2 separate regions of the Homo sapiens genome follow, and region 2 is linked to region 1. Evidence: read pairs that join two places in POLR2A ChIA-PET (ENCODE). Cell type or tissue: Caco-2. All regions are shown on one strand. Each heading gives the region's core, and the rest is flanking DNA. Links, peaks and the distances in the headings are about the cores only.

The links. Peaks named below come from ENCODE experiments on the same cell type or tissue, not always from the same donor. Only the 100,000 strongest peaks of a DNase experiment are listed, where the experiment ranks them.
Region 2: POLR2A ChIA-PET joins it to region 1 with 12 read pairs; 2 of 35 experiments call an interaction of 5 or more read pairs at or near these places.

Annotation. Positions count from the first base shown.
Region 1 is chr21:33,224,258-33,229,525 of GRCh38, reverse strand. No RefSeq gene overlaps it. Among named protein-coding and RNA genes, the nearest start is that of IFNAR2, 3.0 kb to the left of the region's middle. In Caco-2, for the core only: no CTCF peak of the experiment used is centred there; DNase peaks (open chromatin) are centred at 1,895 and 3,067; H3K4me3 peaks cover 116 bases.
Region 2 is chr21:32,734,539-32,740,040 of GRCh38, reverse strand. PAXBP1 (PAX3 and PAX7 binding protein 1) reads left to right here. Exons shown (of 18, transcript NM_016631.4): 16 at 1,722-1,868; 17 at 2,633-2,787; 18 at 4,974-5,502. The coding sequence ends at 5,091. PAXBP1-AS1 (PAXBP1 antisense RNA 1) reads right to left here. Exons shown (of 4, transcript NR_038879.1): 3 at 1,700-1,769. Among named protein-coding and RNA genes, the nearest start is that of PAXBP1-AS1, 9.2 kb to the right of the region's middle. In Caco-2, for the core only: no CTCF peak of the experiment used is centred there; no DNase peak of the experiment used is centred there.

The sequences.
Region 1 (5,268 bases), core at 1-5,000:
CAACTAGTAAAACGAGGATAAAAATACCTACCATTGAGTAAATGTTGTAAATATCTACAACATTATCCGTTGTAGATTCTCCCCTCTTCTCCGCGGGTCTCTTCTCCATACTCCTACCCTTCCCTCGACCCCCCACTGATCAACGTGTTTCGGGATAGGCAGAAAGACAGATGTTCTTCATTAATTTGTCTGCTTGTTATTTATAGCCTGTCAACTTCTAAAATAGACTATGAGGCCGGGAGCGGTGGCTCACACCTGTTATCTCAGCACTTTGGGAGGCCAAGGCAGATGGACCATCTGAGGTCAGGACTTCAAGACCCAGCCTGACCAACATGGTGAAACCCTGTCTGTACTAAAAATACAAAAATTAGCTGGGCGTGGTGGCGGGCGCCTGTAATCCCAGTTACTTGGGAGCCTGAGGCAGGAGAATTGCTTGAACCTGGGAGGTGGAGGTTGCAGTGAGTTGAGATTGCACCATTGCACTCCAGCCTGGGAGACAAGAGCGAAACTCTGTCTCAAGAAAAACGAAAAAAAAAAGAAAATCCAAAACCAAAATAGACTATGAGGCAGCTTTCAAGTAAAATGTATGTATATTCTAAACATTACAGCTACTAAAATGGAAATGTTAATATCTTTTTGAAGGAGAGGGAAAAGATACACTAACCACCTAAATTGTTTTAACTGAGTATTTAATCTCTCGTTCAGCTTTCTGGCCTCCTAGGAAAGGGAGGAGGAGGATGTTTCATACTTTTTGTAGATGGGAAAAATGAGCCTTTTAATCTATGAAGTCAACCAACATTTGCTGATACTCCTTTAAGGCTAGGCACAAGGGTGATCATAAAGAGGATGTCACGGTCCTGCCTCTTATGTGACCCTTGGCAGAATTCCCACCAGCCCCATACGATCTGAAGGGAACTTATCTAGGATCCTATTTCTTATAAAAGACATTCAACATTGAAAATATTTTCAGCCACAGTTTTAGAGAATTTGCAGAAATAGCCTCTGAAAATGGGAGAAATCCAATACCAAACTCCATGTGCTGCATGCACTCTTTTATATAAACATATATATTAAAAATAAAACTATGTCAAAACCTTAACTATGACTTATTGCAGATTGGATGATAGTAGGTGATTTTTATTTTGTTTCCTTTCCAAACATTCTACAGTAAACATCCTTACTTATATAATTAGGAAAAAGATTTTTTAAAAAACAAATGCAGTCCTGGCTAACACGGTGAAACCCCGTCTCTACTAAAAATACCAAAAAAAAAAAAAAAAAAAAAAAAAAATTAGCCAGGTGTGGTGGCGGGCGCCTGTAGCCCCAGCTACTCAGGAGGCTGAGGCGAGAGAATGGCGTTAACCCAGGAGGTGGAGCTTGCCGTGAGCCAAGATTGCGCTACCGCACTCCAGCCTGGGCGACAGAGCGAGACTCCGTCTCAAAACAAGCAAACAAACAAAAAACAAAACAAAACAAAAGCAAATGCAGTCTATGCCAAGGTGTGAAGAGCTTGAAAGCTGTCACTCCACTCCCCACAACAAGAGAAAAGCTGAACAAATTGAAGATTAACAACTCTTCTTGTTTCAGTATCAGTGAATTGAGTCACAGGGCAAACTGCAAAAACTGAAAGACAGACAAATGCAAAGAATCACAGTTTACAGGGACCAGAAGCCTCTGAAATCATAGCAAAACTTAAATTGTAATTGACTAATTGCTGGAGACTGAGTGTGGACTAGCTTGAGAATTAAACACTGTTGGGTACTCAGTCTTAGAGGGATGCTCCCCAAATTGTTAAAGGTTTACTCCAAGAAGCTCTACCAAGTTCTCATGGTAAAGACCACAGAAAAATTCCTGACTGGCCGGTGGGAGGGGAAAAGTAAACATTTTGAGATATGCCCAGAGTGTTCTGTAACAAAAACCTGTCCTCAGGGCAATTACATTACTGGAGCCTAAACTGACCTAGCAGAAGGGCAATTAGACAACTCAGCCCCCTCTAGCCTTCCTGTCTATCATGACTGGAGGAAAAAAGCAAAAGTTAAGAAACTTCTCGGAGGGTCATAGCCCAGAGACTCAGGCCCATTAAAGAAAACTCTGGGAATTAATCATAAGATTGTAGAATGTTTTGCCTCCACAGTATCTTACCACCACATCAACAGGACTCTGTAGTATAATAACGGTGGATTACAACTCCATTTAAGAAGGCATTTCTAGGAAAACCCAAAGACAATGGAGGAGACAAAAATGAGGACACTAAATAAAACTGAAGCCTCTGACACCTACAACTACAGCAAACATTTAACACAGCCTAACTCTTAGCCAGATAAACCTAACACCTTATCCTAAAGGGCCATTTATCTCAGCTCCCATGACCTGATATGTTATATCTAGTTTTTAACAACGAATTACAAGGCATGCTGAAAGGCAGACAACACCAAGCACAATTGGAAGAGACAAAGCAAGCTTAGAAATAAGACTCGGAGATGGCAGAGAATTTGCAAATCAGACTAGGAATTTAAAATCATGATGATCGCTATGCTAAGGGTTTTGTTTTTTCATAGAAAAATATATGGTCTGGTTCCTGCCTAGAGCTCCTAAATCCCCTGCAATTTCCTGAGTAATAGGGGTGATAGGCGTTATAACGAGGCTACTGTTTTTGTTTTTGTTTTTGTTTTGAGACCGAGTCTCGCTCTTTTTCCCAGGCTGAAGTGCAGCTGCGCGATCTCGGCTCACTGCAAGCTCCACCTCCCGGGTTCACACCATTCTCCTGCCTCAGCCTCCCAAGTAGCTGGGACTACAGGCACCCGCCACCACACCCAGCTAATTTTTTTTTTTTTTTTTTGTATTTTTGTAGAGACGGGGTTTCACCATGTTAGCCAGGATGGTCTCAATCTCCTGACCTCATGATCTGCCCGCCTCGGCCTCCCAAAGTGCTGGGATTACAGGCGTGAGCCACCGCGCCCAGCAATGAGGCTACTCTTGGTGAGCCCCTGGATAGCTTTTAGATGGAGGCTGGTCACCAAAAAGACCAAGCCCAATAATCAATAAAGCCTGGAACTTTTGGCCCTACCCCCTCCACCCCAACCTCCAGGAAGGAGAGAGGGACTAGAGACTGAGTTAATGATCAATCATGCCTACATGATGTAACCTCCATAAATAACCCCTGAACAACCAACAGAGTTTGAAGAGTTTCTGGGTTGGTTAACACATTAAAGTTCTGGGAGGTTGGTACACTTAGAGACGGCATGGAAGCTCAGTGCCCCTTTCTCCCATACCTTGTCCTAGGTATCTCTTCCACTTGGCTGTTCCTGAATTGTATCTTTTATATAAACCGGTAATAGTAAGTAAAGTGCTTTCCTGAGTTCTGTGAGTAGCTGTAGGGATTCTGTAGATGTTCTTTATCAGGTTGAGAATAATTGTCCAAATAATAATAGCAGCAACATATTGGTTGATTATAGCTTATGAATAAGTGAAATGTATAATAACAATGTTATAAGGGTTGAGAGGGAGAAATTGGGGATACTCTTTTCTAAGATACTTGTGTACTACCCATGAATTAGTGTATTGTTATTTGAAAATGGACTTAGATTAGTTATAATGTATATTGCAAACTCTAGGGCAGTCACTAAAGATTTGTTAAAAAGAAGTATAATTAATGTGATGGTTAATAGTGAGTTTCAACTTGATTGAATTGAAAGATGCAAAGTATTGTTCCTGGGTGTGTCTGTGAGGGTGTTGTCAAAGGAGATTAACATTTGAGTCAGTGGACTGGGAAAGGCAGACCCACCCTCAATCTGGGTGGGCACCATCTAATCAGCTGCCAGCATGGCCAGGATAAAAACAGGCAGAAGAAGGGGGAAAGGCTAGACTGGCTAAGTCTTCTGGCCTCCATCTTTCTCCCATGCTGGATGTTTCCTGCCCTCAAACATCAAATTCCAAGTTCTTCGGCTTTTAGACTCTTGGACTTCACTCCAGTGATCTGCCAGGGGCTCTCAGGCCTTTGGCCACAGACTGAAGGCTGCACTGTTGGCTTCCCTACTTTGAGCTTTTGGGACTTGGACTGGCTTTCCGGCTCCTCAACTTGCAGATGGCTGATCGTGGGACTTCACCTTGTGATCATGTGAATCAATTCTCCCAATAAACTCCCTTTCATATATACATCTGTCCTATTAGTTCTGTCCCTCTAGAGAATCCTGACTAATACAATTAATGTGCTAAGTGAGGGGAGAATGGAATCATATAAAATATTCAATTAAAACCAGAGAAGGGCTGGGCATGGTGGCTCACACCTGTAATCCCAGCACTTTGGGAGGCCGAGGGGGCGGATCACGAGGTCAGGAGATCAAGACCATCCTGGCTACCATGGTGAAACCCTGTCTCCACTAAACATACAAAAAATTAGCCAGGCGTGGTGGCAGGTGCCTGTAGTGCCAGCTACTCAGGAGGCTGAGGCAGGAGAATGGTGTGAACCCAGGAGGCAGAGCTTGTAGTGAGCCAAGATCGTGCCACTGCACTCCAGCCTGGGGACAGAGCCAGACTCCGTCTCAAAAGAAAAAAAAAAAACAAAAAAACAACAACAACAGAGAAGGCAGAAAAAGAGAAGGAAGAAAAACAATAACAGCAACAACAATAAACATAAAAAGAACAAGTGCATTGAATAGAAAACAGTTACAAATATGGGAGATATTAATCTAACTATCAATAGTATATTTAAGTGAATGGTCTAAGTGTACCAATTAAAAGACAGAGACTAATAGAGTGGATTTAAAAATAAATCAAGGGCCAACTATATATTGTCTACCAGAAACCCACTTTAAATATAGAGACACTGATAGATTACATTTTTAAAAATGCCAACCTGACCAACATAGTAAAACCAAAAAAACAAAAAACAAAAAAATTTTAGCTGGGTGTAGTGGCAGGTGCCTGTAGTCCTAGTTACTCAGGAGATTGAGGTGGGAGGATCACTTGAGCCCAGGAGTTCAAGGCTGTAGTGAGCTATGATTGTGCCACTGCACTCCAGGCTGGGCAACAGAGGCAGATCCAGTTTCAAAAAAAAAAGAAGAAAAATGGAGAAATATATGACATTCTAACATTAATCAAAAGAAAGCTGGAGTAGCTGTATTAATTTCAGGCAAGCAGATTTCGGAACAAAGAAAATTATCTGGGGTAAAAGACAATTATATAATGATAAGAAAGTCGGCTTTCCAAGAAAGCATAACAGTCCTTAGTGTATATGCACCCAACTCCAAAGTGTCTAAATATATGATG
Region 2 (5,502 bases), core at 241-5,240, 490 kb after region 1:
CTTTTGTGCCTTTGTTGAAAACCAGTTAACTATATGTGTCATGGAAGGGTTTAAGGTAAGTAAACAAATTGCCTTTTTTTTTTTTTTTTTTTTTTTTTTTTTAAAGAGACGAGGTCTTGTGTTGCCTAGGCTGGTCTCAAACTCCTGAGCTCAAGTGGTCCTCCTTCCTTGGCCTCCCAAAGTACTGGGATTACAGGTATAAGCCACTGTGCCCAGCCATAAATTGCCTGGCTCAGCCTTCCGAGTAGCTGGGACTACAGGCGCCCACCACCACGCCCGGCTACTTTTTTGTATTTTTAGTAGAGACGGGGTTTCATCATGTTAGCCAGGATGGTCTCGATCTCCTGACCTCGTGATCTGCCCGCCTCAGCCTCCCAAAGTGCTGGGATTACAGGTGTGAGCCACCGCGCCCGGCCGTAACCACAGGTCTATAAATTACCATTTTTAAGATTACTCTGTCTGCTATGTGGAGATAATAGATTGAAGTAGGTATGGATAGTGATAGTGAAAATGGGAACTGGTATTTATTGTGTATTTTATGGGAACTAGTACTTACTGTGTGTTTACTATGTACCAAGCACTGTCCCGCACCTTTTACATAGATTATCTTGTTGAATCCTCAGAATGGCTCAATGAGGTACACGCTGTTTTTTCACTTTACTGATGGGGTAGTGAGGCACACAATAACCTGCACAAGGTCATTCCATTGGTAATTAGAGATGGGAATCAAACTCAGCCAGTCTGACTCTTGAGCTGCTCTTCTCAACTGGGCTTCTGTGGGAGACTTAATACCTAATGCCCTAAGGCCTCCATTGTCTATAATGAATTCTTCTTTTTCCCCTGCATCTGTAACAGTACTAGCTATGTATCATTCTTGGGAGAACTGAGTAAAGAGCCACACAAATCATTTTCTGTAGGTTTAGAACTCTTGCAGAGCCCTGCTTCAGAAAGGCTACTCAGTGCTCTTGCTCATAATCACTGGAGTAACTGCAGGGTTCTGAAGAGATTAAGGTGGGTCAGATTCGGAGGATGGCAGCAGGAACTGAGGGAAATGGACAGACTGGATGGTCGTGGAGACACACAACTTGAGAGAGAGGTCAGGAATGACCTCCAGACCTCTGCCGCAAGCAGCTGGTTGAATAGTGTTACCATTTACTAAGTTGAGAAACAACTGGGAAACTATAAGTTTTTATGGTGGGATGGGATGGGGCTTTCATTTTATGATGATAGCTTTCATTTTCTATATATTGATTGAGCTTGGGTAGCTTGAGATGCATAAGTGATATAACTTGGTTGTAGTTCATGATACATGGTAGCCATGCAGGGTTGTAGTCAGACTCTCCCATCTTTTGTGGGCAGCGCGGGGCGGGGTGGGGGTGTGCATAGAACCAGCTAGAGTGTAATTTTGAATGGAGGACACTTACCTAAGACTCAGCACTCCCTGATAGTACTGTCTGCAATGATGGAAAATGTTCTGTATCTGTGCTGACCAGTGCTGTAGCCACTAGCTACATGTGGCTGTTTCGATTTTGACTAATTAAAATTGAATATTCAAATGTAACCATTCTAGGAAATATCTGTACCTTTGAAAGTATTAATATTTCTTAGTACTTTGGCAAGACATGGTCTGCTGTATTTCATATGGTGTTTTACTATGTAACTTATTTACTTTGTACCTAATCTAATTGTTTCACATTACCTATTTTTTTTCTTCTTTCCAGCTGTTAGGCAATTTTCTTCAGTGGTATGGCATTTTCTCAAATAAAACTCTGCAAGAGTTATCAATAGATGGTTTATTAAATCGATATATTCTCATGGCTTTTCAGAATTCAGAATATGGAGATGACAGCATCAAAAAAGCCCAAAATGTGAGTTAAATGCATAGTACAGTTTTTAAAGCATATAATTTAAAATGAATTAAGTTTTTGTTTGTTTGAAGAGGGATTTGAGAATTTTATGAAACCCCTTTGATTACTGGACTTGCATGTAAGGTTGACAGTTTGCCTACCCAGGTAGTTCCAACCCCCTACAGCATTTTTTACATAAAAATGCATACTGTTATATATATATATATCCATCTATATCCATATTTTTATAGATATTAGTGAAAGTTTTGATATTTTTATAGGTATAAATAAAAGTTTTGATTTCAGAATAATAACCTTATTATCTTAACCTCAGTCTGGGCCAACTCGACTTCCCTTAGCAGCATGCATGGATGTCTATTCGTGGAATTATTGCAGGGGATGGGGGTGCTGTAATTTCATTTTTATACCACTCATTTTTACATCAAAAGCTGCTGGAAAAGGAAATTCAGTATATTTAGGCCATCCTAGAAGACTGGAAAATGAAGCAGTTGGTTGTCAGTTTTATGTTACTAATTTACTCAAATATTGGACAGATTATCTTTTGCTTTGAGTGCCTAACCCATTGGTTGGGGTAAAAATTTAGGTATATTGGTTTAGTTAATGTAGGAAGTCAGATTTAAAAGAATATTTCTTCAGAGTAATTGCTGTAGCTCAGAAGCACGTCTTCTGGTGAAATACATTTATACCCATTAACTAGACTTTGCTTTTAATACTTTAATTTATTCTGTCTTAACTATTTTATTTTACGTCTTTCTTCTCCACAGGTAATCAATTGTTTCCCCAAACAATGGTTCATGAATCTGAAAGGAGAAAGGACTATTTCTCAGTTAGAAAACTTTTGCCGATACCTTGTACACTTAGCGGATACAATTTATAGAAATAGTATCGGGTGTTCTGATGTGGAAAAAAGAAATGCAAGGTAATTTTGTAATTAATGAAATGGTAATCTAGAGTTGTTTAGTTGCCAGATTTAGTATTAAAATGTTTTAAGTAGAGATGTTTATATTTTAGTTTAAATTGTATGTTCACTTAGTATTATAAACCTACCAAAAATGCACATAATTTTTCATTTTAGCAGTTTTTACTTTTTTTCAGTATGTTATTTATGAAGATACTAAGGAAAGACTTCTGGTAAGGACCAACCCTCAGGGGAGTGAGTAAACGGTTGTTTTCTCTGTCTCCCTCTTTGAAGAATTAGAGAGGTCTCAGACTCTCTTGTTTGGAGTTTCATTATGCAGATTTAAATTCAAGTTTATCTCCCAATTTGGGGAGATTTTTTGTTTTAATCAATATTATGAACTAGAGGTTATCACTCATGGCTTTTTGGGGCAACTTATTTCTAATTTTTATCAAGGGTTGTAAGAAAAGAGTGAGTGAACCATTAGCCTTTCTGTGGACATTAATTTATGGGTGTTCAGGTAATTCTGGGATAAATCTCTAGCATAAAAAGTAAATAATAACACTAAGTAGGGCAGTTTGAAGGAATTGTCTTTTTAAAATTTTAATTTCATATATCTTCATAATGTCAAAGTCTAATTTTTGTTTAGATCACACCATTAGTCATACCCCTATAACAAAACCTTCTTCTGATCCCTCATTCCCCTTTCTTGAAAAAGGACCTATTTTCCTGCAAGAAAATTGGATATTTTTTCCACAATAAAATTAAAGTAGCTATTAAAGATTTTAGGCCAGGCATGGTGGCTCATGCCTGTAATCCCAGTACTTTGGGAGGCTGAGGCAGGTGGATCATGAGGTCAGGAGATGGAGACCATCCTGGCCAACATGGTGAAACCCTGTTTCTACTAAAAATACAAAAATTAGCTGGGTGTGGTGGTGCGTGCCTATAGTCCCACCTACTCGGGAGGCTGAGGCAGGGGAATTGCTTGAACCTGGGAGGCAGAGGTTGCAGTGAGCTGAGATTGCGCCACTGCATTCCAGCCTGGTGAAAGACCAACACTCCGTCTCAAAAAACAACAACAAAAAAGATTTTAATGGTAAAATTCTTTGGCAGGTTTTGGCTGATTTGATTTTGTTCTTAGTGTGTGCCATTTTGTTATTTGTTGGCACTAATATTTTTTTCTCTGTGTTTTCTACTAGATAAATTTTATCACATTTTAAACTTTGATTTACATATATTTAACAGTGTTTCTGTTTGGAAGTTAAATATCAACAAATAGTGTTTACTTTTCTACAGAAAAGAACTTTAACAGCTATGTAAGCACCTGCTTTGTGCAGTGCACATAAAGCAGGTTTCATGTGGGTTGGAAAGTTTTGCAAATTCTAATTCTTCCCTAATAGGTGCTTACTACAATTCTGTAGAAGAGATGAGACAATTACTAATGTCATATTATGTCTTGTTTCTCGTGAGTGGTTTAAGCTAAATGTTAAAACAGTCATTCTTAAAGTGTGGTCCCTGGACCAGCAGTATCAGCATGGCATGGGAGTCTGATAGACTTGCAAGTTCTCGGGGCCCCACTCTGGGCCTCTTGAATAGAACTCTTGGGGTGGGGCCAGGGATGATCTGCATTTCAACAATCCTCTAGGTAATTCTAATGTGTGCTAAAATTTGAGGATTACTTCCTAGTAAGAAAGCAGAATGACTTCTAGCTGGAGTGATAAGGAAAGTCAGATTATACTTTATTTAGTGAATTTTGGTGGAGTGGAAATTATGCTGGATCTTGACAGATTGGTGATGAAGAGACACAAATAACGATTTGTGTTCCAGGTATACGCTAAAACAGCCAGGACTCTGGTTTGGGAAGGAATGGGAGACAGGCCTCTGAAGTAGTTTGAAAACAGATTGCTTTCTTTTCTTTCTCAATATTAATGAAACTCATTGATCTCAATGAATTTTGTTTTGCTTTTTTAAAATGGGTCCCCTGTCTCTGGGCTAGTCATTTAAACATATGTAAGTTTTGTTCTATATGGATAAATGTAAACTTTTTTTTTTTTAACATGCTGTAGCTTGCATATCTGTTTCCTTTCTTTGAAAATGTGTGCTTGGAAAAATTGATTGCAGAAGCTCTAAAATAGCCATGAAATCAGTAGCAAATTTTCTCTTAGATATACTAATTAATGAGATGCTGCTATATTTTTTTCTTTTAGGGAAAACATAAAACAGATAGTAAAACTCCTTGCAAGTGTTCGAGCTTTGGATCATGCTATGTCTGTTGCAAGTGACCACAATGTGAAAGAATTTAAGTCTTTGATCGAAGGAAAATAGATCTATGAGACTGAAAAACCTATTTGCTTGATTACCATTCCCAATGTGTAAATTTTGTATATATGTAAAGTTTCTTAAACTGTAAAATAGCAATTCTTGTTTTAATACAAAAAACATTATATTCAATACTGTGTCCTTAAATGATATTTCTTCAGAATGAAAGGAATTCAGATTATTTCTAGGAGTCTATGAATGTTTTCTTTACTGCCTGTCATACTTTGTTTACTGAAGTATTTTGTATGGTCATTTAAATTAACCCTCTCAGTTAATTGTCCCCTGTAAACGATGTGTGCAGTGTAAATTGTGTAATTATGCATATATATATTTATACCACCATGGACTTACTTTCACACTGGAAATTTGTGGTGTTTTTCCACAGAGGAAGCCTTTTAACAGCAGAAAATTATCCGG